Regions from separate parts of the Homo sapiens genome. Here region 1 is linked to region 2. A link is a loop called in an ENCODE intact Hi-C map of the cell type or tissue named here. Cell type or tissue: tibial artery. All regions are shown on one strand. Each heading gives the region's core, and the rest is flanking DNA. Links, peaks and the distances in the headings are about the cores only.

Region 1 (4,382 bases), core at 196-4,195, 62 kb before region 2:
TGACCACTCCCAGCTGCAAGGGAGGCTGGGAAATGCAGTCCAGCTGCATGCCCAGGAGGAAGCCAATGAACCAGGGTTTGGTGAAAACATAGCAATCTCTACCTCAAACGCTGTCCTCTTCAGGTGGATGAGTTGACATGAAGCGATACTAACAAAGTGCCCACTGTACCTGGCCTCTGACCTGTGTGCCAAAGCTGCTCATCTGGAAACCCAGAGGCTGGTCACCTTAGGGTCAGGACAGGCCTCTGAAGGCTGCTCCTCCACCTCCTCTGGAAACTGTACCTTAAAGCATGCCAGCCTGGGCAACATGGCGAGACCTCGTCTCTACTAAAACAACACAACAACAAAAATTAGCCAGGTATGGTGGCTGGCACCTATAGTCCCAGCTACTCGGGAGGCTGAGATGGGAGAATCACTTGAGCCCGGAAGATCAAGGCTGCAGGGGGCTGTGATCACGCCGCTGCACTCCAGCCTGGGTGACACAGTAAGATTCTGCCTCAAAAAATAATAAAAGTAAAAATAAAGTGTGCAGAGAAGGAACAAGGGGAGTAGAGGAAAGTTTTTTGGTCTAAGGAAAGCAGCTAAAGCCTTTATCAGATTCCCAAAAATTTGAAGCAAAAGGACTTAAAGAGAAGTGGACCACTGCCTATTAAAGCAACAGCCTTGGTACCAACACATTGGTCCTTATGAGCCCAACTACACAGAAGCTGAGGATTCCCCAGCTGTCATCCCCTCTCCCCAACCAGGCACGCCCCATAGACCTCCAGGGTCAGGGCAGGGAAGGCCCCCACCGATCCTCAGCAGCAAACACACCACCAGTCCAAGTCAGCCACGATGACCAAAGCAGCCACAGGGCCTTGGGGCGTCAGCATGGGAGGCGCGTTCAGCCGTGCAGTTGGAGAAACTGAGGCCCAGAGAGGGGCCATCTTGCCCAGGGTCATGCAGTGAGTTAGGGCAGAGTCGGGTGGCATTCAGTGTCTAACCAGTCAGGTTTCTGTGGTTATAAGCAAGAGAAATGGACTTCGTTTGACTTGAGCAGAAAGGGGCTTTATCATCAGACCAAGAGGGAGCTCAGAGAATGGAAGCAAAGGCTGGAGATCCAGGCGGGCCTTGGTGAGGATGGGACGAAACCAGGGCATCTTCCAGAGCCAGGAAAGACTCAGTGACCACCCCAGGGGTTGGCCATCAAGAATGAGGCCAGATGGGCATCTATCTTCAGGGTAGGATGGCTGGTGACCAAGATGGGGCTCCAGGCCTGCTGTGGGTTGAATGTGTCCCCCAAATTTCATGTGTCATGAAGAACTTAATCTCCAGTGGGGCAGTATCGAGAGGTGGGAGCTTTAAGACGTGATTGGAGCATGAGGGTTCTGCCCTCAGGAATGGATTAATGCATTCATGGATTTCAGTGTATTAACGGGTCATCATGGGAGGGAAACTGGTGGCTTTATAAAAAGAAGAGAGGCTTGAGCCAGCTCATGGGCCACTCTGCCCCCTTGCCATGTGATGCCCGGCACTGCCTGGAGACTGCACAGATCCCAACCAGCAAAAAGGGTGTCACCGAATGTGGTCCCTCAACCTGGGACTTCTCAGCTGCCATAACTATAAGAAATACATTCCTTTTCTTTATACATTACCCAGTTTCAGGTATTCTGTTATAAGCAACAGAAAACAGACGAAGACAAGGCCCATCCCTTGGCCAGGCAGGACAGGGGCATCTAGGCTGACAGCACACTCCCCAGGCTACACACACTGGGAGAGGTCCCCATGAGGCAACTGGGGGGCTCTTGCCAGAAAAGGGGGGCTTGGGTGCTGGGCTGGCCAAAACAGCAGATGTCCACCCTGGCCTCCTGCACCGGGGTTGTGCAATCAAAACAAAACAAGCACGGGGCTGGTTTCCTGCAGCCAAGAGCTATGGGCTGACCAGGGAGTCCGGCCCAGAGCACAGCCGAGAATCAGGGAAAACAGAGGCTCTCTGCAAGCTCGCTCTGCAAACCTGGGACCCGGATTCCAGGCTCTGCGGCTCCCTCAGGAGACTGGCAGCTCCCTGAAGGCAGTAAGGGAGGCTCCTGGCCCCACTCCAAGCTGGGCTTATGTGGGGCTCGCTCAGGCCAGTCTGTGGAGATGTCACAAGCCAGGGATTCACACTGAAGGAGGAGCTGAGGCCGAGGGCTGGGGGTCCAGGTGGAATTTATCCCAGGGGGCTGGGAGGTGGAGCGGGGAGAAAGTCCGGGAAGTCCAGAAGGGCCTGACTCAGGAGCTCAGCGCTGGTTTCACTCCCCACCTCCCCACCCCACCCCCACCCTGGCTCCGGGGGGAGGCCAGTGGCGATACTCAGTGTTCATGCTGGCAGGAGCGAGAAACCAGAGAGAGAGGAGGGATGGTGGGACGGTCAGTTTCCTGTGTCCACTCAGGGGAGGCTGCAGTCCCCACCTCTTGAATCAAACATGAATCTCTGTGTTGCCAGGAAGGTATTTTGCGGATGCGATTAAAGTCCATGATTGCCAGCCGGGGGCGGTGGCTCATGCCTGTAATGCCAGCACTTTGGGAGGCTGAGGCGGGTGAATCACTTGAGGTCAGGAGTTCGAGACAAGTCTGGCCAACATGGTGAAACCCCGTCTCTACTAAAAATACAAAAATTCGCCAGACATAGTGGCCTATGCCTGTAATCCCAGCTACTCGGGAGGCTGAGGCACGAGAATCATTTGAATCCGGGAGGCAGAGGTTCCAGTGAGCTGGTGCCATTGCACTCCAGCCTGGGTGACAGAGCAAGACCCTGTCTCAAAATAAATAAATAGTCCATGATTGGTTGACTTTAAGAAAGGGAGATTGTCGGCCGGGTGTGGTGGCTCACGCCTGTAATCCCAGCACTTTGGGAGGCCAAGGCGGGCGGATCACGAGGTCAGGAGATCAAGACCATCCTGGCCAACACGGTGAAACCCCATCTCTACTACAAATACAAAAACATTAGCCGCGCCTGGTGGCGGGTGCCTGTAGTCCCAGCTACTCGGGAGGCTGAGGCAGGAGAATGCTGTGAACCCGGGATGTGGAGCTTGCAGTGAGCCAAGATCACATCACCGCACTCCAGCCTGGGTGAGAGAGCGAGACTCCATGTCAAAAAAAAAAAAAGAAAGAAAGAAAGAGAGAGAGATTGTCTCAGATACTCTGGGTGGGCCTGACTCAATCCGGTGAAAGGCCTTAAGAACAGGGCTGGTGCTTCACTGCCTGTGGATGGCAGCGTGTGCCCAGGTGGAGATTTCCAACTGCCCTTTCCGACAGCCTGCCGTCTAGACTTCAGACATGCTTCTCCAGCCCCCACAATTGCATGAGCCAATTATTTGTAATAAATCTCCTACTATCGACCTCTTACTGCTTCTGTTTCTCTAGCAGAACCCTGACCAGCACAGCTGGCGGGAGGACAGTGGGGAAGTGGGCTGGGAGGTTCTGAGGACCCTCTCTAGGTAGGAGCATCACACCTGCACAAACAAGCAATAACTAGGTCCTGTCCCTCACGCAGCTGGGAAGCAAGGACAGTGCCACCCTTAGGGGCCGTGCAGCCGTGGGTGCTGGCGTTCAGCAAGGTGGCTCAGAACTCCAGGGCAGGCCTGGCACAGTCATGTACAACTGTCCTTTGTCCCCCCAACACCACCCCCTTGAGTGGCAGACACATCCGTTAAACTCTGGCCTGCATAGACTTGATGCCTGTTATTTCTCTGAATCTGCAGAACACTGGACAAAAGAAGAGACTGAGGTCCAGACTTGCTCACTTGTCTAGGGGTTGAGATGGTCCCAGAGCTCTTTGAACCCCACCTCTCTCAATGAGGCTAAGGTGCCCATGTGACCATCAGACCCCCAACAGCGATACGGCCAGGTCTGTGGTCTGAGCTAACCTGGTGGAAGGATGGCTTCGAGGGGCTCTGTCCTGACCCATGTGGGCAAACACACACCCCAAGTCTGGCTGACAGTCCTCAGGGGAGGTGAGGGGCCTGCTGCGGAAGAGACTCCATCACTGTAAGCCTCCCTCCCCCAAGATCAAAGATCTCCAGAGACTTCAGGTCTCCTAAAATCTCTCCCCAGCCTCCTGGCCCCATTCTCACTGTGTCAGTAGGAGGCACAGCGGAGGCTTAGGAAGCATCCACGGCCCACCTGTGTTGGGACCTCAGGGGAAGTGTGGTGAGGTGCCACTCAGTGTCCTCTTCCTCCGGGACAAGGGGAGGAGCCACAGGAGCTGGGGTGGGGGTGGCAGGAAAGAAGATAAAGAAAGGAAGACCCCTGACTCCACCTCAGGCCGGCTCCAATAAGCAGCTGGGCCTGCAGGCCTATGGGTGGGAAGCCTGCGGGTAGCAGGGACATTTACTTTTTTTTTTCTAAGATGGTGCCTCACT
Region 2 (4,382 bases), core at 147-4,146:
AGCAAGAGAGGAATAGTCAGTCTGTGCGTTTCAAACAGGTGACCAAGGAAGGAGAATTGGGGCCCAGCAGACAAGAGCCACGGGATGGGGGTGGAGACAGGTCCCAGGCAGTTGTTACCATAAGGCTGTGGGAAGCAGGAAGCAAGATGCTCTCAGGGAGGTCAGAAGAACCAGGTCAGGCTGGAAGGTGGAATCTAGATGAGGATTTAGGGGAGGCAAAAGGCAAGAAGATGAGCAGTAAAGCTGAAGAGCTGGGCGGGCCACAGATCATGGAAAGCCCTGCAAGCCATCCAGATGTAACTCGAGTAACTCCGGGGCCCATGTGGCCCCATCTCTGCAGAGTCTCACTAAAGCAGCTCGGGGCAGCAACCCAACATTCTTTATAGGGACTTTCAATATTTTTTGTGTCACACTAAGGAGAGTCCAATTTATACCCCTCAGCAGGACTTCTCAGCCCCATCACCTCTCCCTCCAGGACCCTTGCACTATATGCCACCCCCCGAGTTCCCCATTTGCAGTCCCCTGCCCTCTTTCTGCTCACTCGGTTCTTCTTCATTCCACCCAGCTTAGCCCGGGTGACTCCAGTGCTTTGTTTTCTTTCTGTTTTTCCCAGAGTCCCTCCAAAAACAACAGCACAGAGCTCACCCAGCAAGTGTGCATCTCAGCCTCTCCCATCCTGCCCCAGTCCTGTCCCCTCAGTCGCCCCCTGAAAGATCCTGACCAGACTGGGAAAAAGGGGGTACGTGGGGGAAAGCCCAACGGGCAAGGTGAGGATGCTCTCTCATGAGGCGCAGGTGAGCAGGCAACATTTCTGTGACTTGCTCTTGTCAGAGTACAAAGATCCCACTGTCTCCATGGGCAATGGGGAGCCATGGGAGGGTTCAGAGCCAGAGACTGGAGCAGGCAGATTCGTGAGTGCCTTGAGAGCAGGGCCCTGGATGTTTTGTGGGTGACCCCCACCCCCATCAGCACCTATAAGATTCTGCTTAAATATGTGATGAGTAAAGAGGTCAGTGGTGAATGAATGAATTCCTTTTTTATTTATTTATTTTTTTTTTTTTGAGAAAGAGTCTCGCTCTGTTGCCCAGGCTGGAGTGCAATGGCGTGATCTCAGCTCACTCACTGCAGCCTTGACCTCCCTGTGGCTCAAGCAATCCTCCCACCTCAGCCTCCCAAGTAGCTAAGACTATAGGTGCATGCCACCACACCCAGCTAATTTTTTTTATTTTTGGAGTGATGAGAGGATCTCACTATGTTGCCCAGACTGGTCTCGAACTCCTGGACTCAAGGAGTCCACCCGCCTCAGCCTCCCAAAGTGCTGGGATTGACAGGTGTGAAGCCACTGCACCCAGCCATGAATGAGTTTTGAACTCCATGAGCATTCTGGATTTTCGTGCAGGGCTCAAAGACCCCAGAACACTTGCAGCCTCACCATCGCTTCTCTAAGTCCTTGTTCCTCATTTTTGTGCCAGCCAGGGATCTTCCAACAGTGACCTCCAAGCTGGTAAGGGATGGGGGACCCAGGCTCCCCGATCCGCACAGTGGAGCTTCTGGACTGTCTCCATCAATCTGCTGGGAATGGCCCATGGTCCCCTGGGCAAGACCCATGGTGCACGGGAAACCTCCTAGCGCTTTGGCTCTGGCTGTCATTCTGGTTTCCAGCAACATATAAAAATAGCTTCAAGGACACACAGGGGCCGGGAGGGGGAGACCTGGCCCCCGGCTTCCAGGAGAGCTGGCTACACACGACTCCTATCTCTCTCCCTCTCCAAGGCCCCCTGCCGCCCTCTGACTCTGGCTTTGAACCCTGGTCTGTATTTCCCCATGGACCACGGGCCTAAACCCGCAGAGCTCCTCCGCCAGCAGTTCCATCACCAAGACAAGCAGACGCAGAAGTCGCGGGGGAGGCGGCTGAAATTTCTCCCACAGCCAGCGCTGAGCATGAGTCCTGCAGGGCCCCGGTGCATGATGGAAGGACGGAGGCTGCGGTCCAGGGCTGAGCCCGCGAGGCTGTGGATAACCAGGGAGCCAGCCGGGAGGGGAGGGGCCGCCCAGCTGCAAGGGGCTTGCAAGGCTCTGCCAGGTCTTCTGCGTTTCCATCCCCCTAAACAACGGTGAGGCTAGTGTGTGCCCCAAACCACCTTCCAGGGCCCTGCAGAGCCAGCCCAGGGGCTGGGAGAGACCTCAACAGCAGGAGCAGCCCCCAGCCAGGGCGGAAGGCGAGGAAGGGGGAGGGGAAGCCCAATGACCTCGGGCACCTGGTGAGCGCAGACTGTGCCAGGTGCTGTGCCCCCATCTTCTCCATGAAGGAGCTGTCAAGATTCGTCCCCATCACACAGATGAGCAGAGCGAGGCTCAGAGTGGGGTGACTGACCACACAGCACGTAGGGCACACAGCTAGCCGGGTAGAGCCAGGATTTCAACCCCGGGGGCTCAGGAGCCTGTGCATGAAAGGCAGGGGCTCAGGGTAAACGCTAAAGGCTGGGGCCCCTTTTTTAACACGCTTCCCAAAAGCCCCAAAATAGACCCGCTTTCCTGATGAAGGTCTCCTCCCATCAGCTCCACAAATACCCACGTTCCCAGGCCGAGCCCAGGGCGGGGCCGCAGGAGTCAGCGCCCAGCGGGACCTATTTCTGGCTGCCACCCGGCCCGGCCACAAGCAGCCTTCTGTGGTGGCCTCAGCCACAGCCCACAGCTGAGGCACAGGCCTGGCCCAGCCTCCAAAGGCCCCTTTGTCCAGCTGCCTGGGCTGCTGAGCCTGGCTCCTGGACATCCGGAGTAGGGGGGCAGAGGGTGACCTGGGGCAGAGGTGGAGGGCTCGGCATGGACTGAGGCCCTGTGTGATGGCCGCGGCCAGCTCAAAGGACATTCCAGTGTCCTGTACCCTTGCAAGAGGAAAACAGTTTTCACCTCGGGACGGGCCTCAGCTGGCCTCAGAGAGGTGAACTCACCCTCCCCAGCTCACACACACTCACACTCACACACACACACACACACACACGTCAACTGCTGGGTGCAGCCACCATGTCCACAGGGACACGAGGAGGTGAGAGCCAGGGATCAGCATCCAGTAGGCTGGGATTCTCATCCCGGCTTCTCCGTGGGATCATCTGATACCCATGGCATCATCTAATTTCCCAGATATTCTCATCAGGGTCATTTCCCAGGTGATTTGTTCAAGTTAGGATCCAGGTAATATCTCCACGTGGCATATGGTTGCTATGTCCTATTGCTTTTTAAAAAGTTTTTCATTTCATGCCATCGATTTATTGAAGAAACGGGGCCAGTGTCCTACAAGTGTCCACAACCTGGATTGGTCTATTTGCTTCCTCATCGTGTCATTTTTTTTTTTTTTTTTTGAGACAGTCTTACTCTGTCACCCAGGCTACAATGCAGCGATGCAATTTGTAATTTTGGCTCACTGCAACCTCCACTTCCTGGGTTCAAGCGATTCTCCTGCCTCAGCCCCCCGGGTAGCTGGGACTACAGGCACACTCCACCGCACCCGGCTAATTTTTGTATTTTTAGTAAAGATGGGGTTTCGCCATGTTGGTCAGGCTGGTCTTGAACTCCTGACCTCAAGTGATCCGCCCACCTTGGCCTCCCAAAATACAGGGATTACAGGCATGAGCCACCAAACCCGGCCCCTTGCAGTGTTTTTTAACTCGTTTGTCTCTCCCTGTATTTCCTGTGAGTTAGAGATGAGCCCCCTCTCTTTTTTGAATAACTGCTTATTCATACGCCATAACATTAACCTTTTCCTCTTTTTGAGATGAGGTCTCACTCTGTCGCCCAGGCTGGAGTGCAGTGGTGCTGTCACGGCTCCCTGCAGCCTCAACCTCCCGGGCTCAAGTGATCCTCCCACCTCTGCCTCCTGAGTAGCTGGGACCACAGGCATGTTCCCCCACATCTGGCTATTTTTGTTTTGTTTTGTTTTGTTTTTTTGTAGAGACAGGGTTTCACCGTGCATCATGTTGTCCAGGCTGGTCTCAAACTCTTGGACTCAAGCAATCTGCCCGCCTCCAATTCGCCCTTTTAAAGTGTACAACTCAATGGTTTTTAGTCTATTCACAGAGCTGTGCAACCATTTCCACTGTCAAATTTCAGAATATTTTTTTCTCCCCCAAAAGAAACTTCTTACCCATTAGCAGTCACTCCCCATCCTGCCCTCCTGCCAGTCCCTGGCAACAACTAATCTGCCCTCTCTCTATATATATGGATTTGCCTGTTCTGAACATCTCATATCAATGAAATCACAGGAAATGTGGCCTTTGTGTCTAACTGCTTAACTTAGCGCCGTGCTTTCAAGGCTCATCCATGTCATGCCGTGTGTCAACACTTCATTCTTTTTTATTGCCAAATAATAATCCATTGTAGGATAC

Evidence for each region. Hi-C counts contacts between places; a loop is a spot of excess contacts. Peaks named below come from ENCODE experiments on the same cell type or tissue, not always from the same donor. Only the 100,000 strongest peaks of a DNase experiment are listed, where the experiment ranks them.
Region 1: a loop joins it to region 2, with 2.0 times the contacts of the local background. A loop is called at or near these places in 15 of 110 quality-filtered maps.

Annotation. Positions count from the first base shown.
Region 1 is chr9:129,313,343-129,317,724 of GRCh38, reverse strand. No RefSeq gene overlaps it. Among named protein-coding and RNA genes, the nearest start is that of LINC02913, 5.5 kb to the left of the region's middle. RefSeq lists an enhancer at 4,032-4,201. In tibial artery, for the core only: no CTCF peak of the experiment used is centred there; DNase peaks (open chromatin) are centred at 1,824, 2,162, 2,423 and 3,864; H3K4me3 peaks cover 772 bases; H3K27ac peaks cover 4,000 bases.
Region 2 is chr9:129,251,609-129,255,990 of GRCh38, reverse strand. The region is part of intron 2 of IER5L-AS1 (IER5L antisense RNA 1); the gene reads right to left. Among named protein-coding and RNA genes, the nearest start is that of IER5L-AS1, 18 kb to the right of the region's middle. RefSeq lists an enhancer at 2,337-3,192. In tibial artery, for the core only: no CTCF peak of the experiment used is centred there; DNase peaks (open chromatin) are centred at 1,890 and 2,630; H3K4me3 peaks cover 1,057 bases; H3K27ac peaks cover 3,559 bases.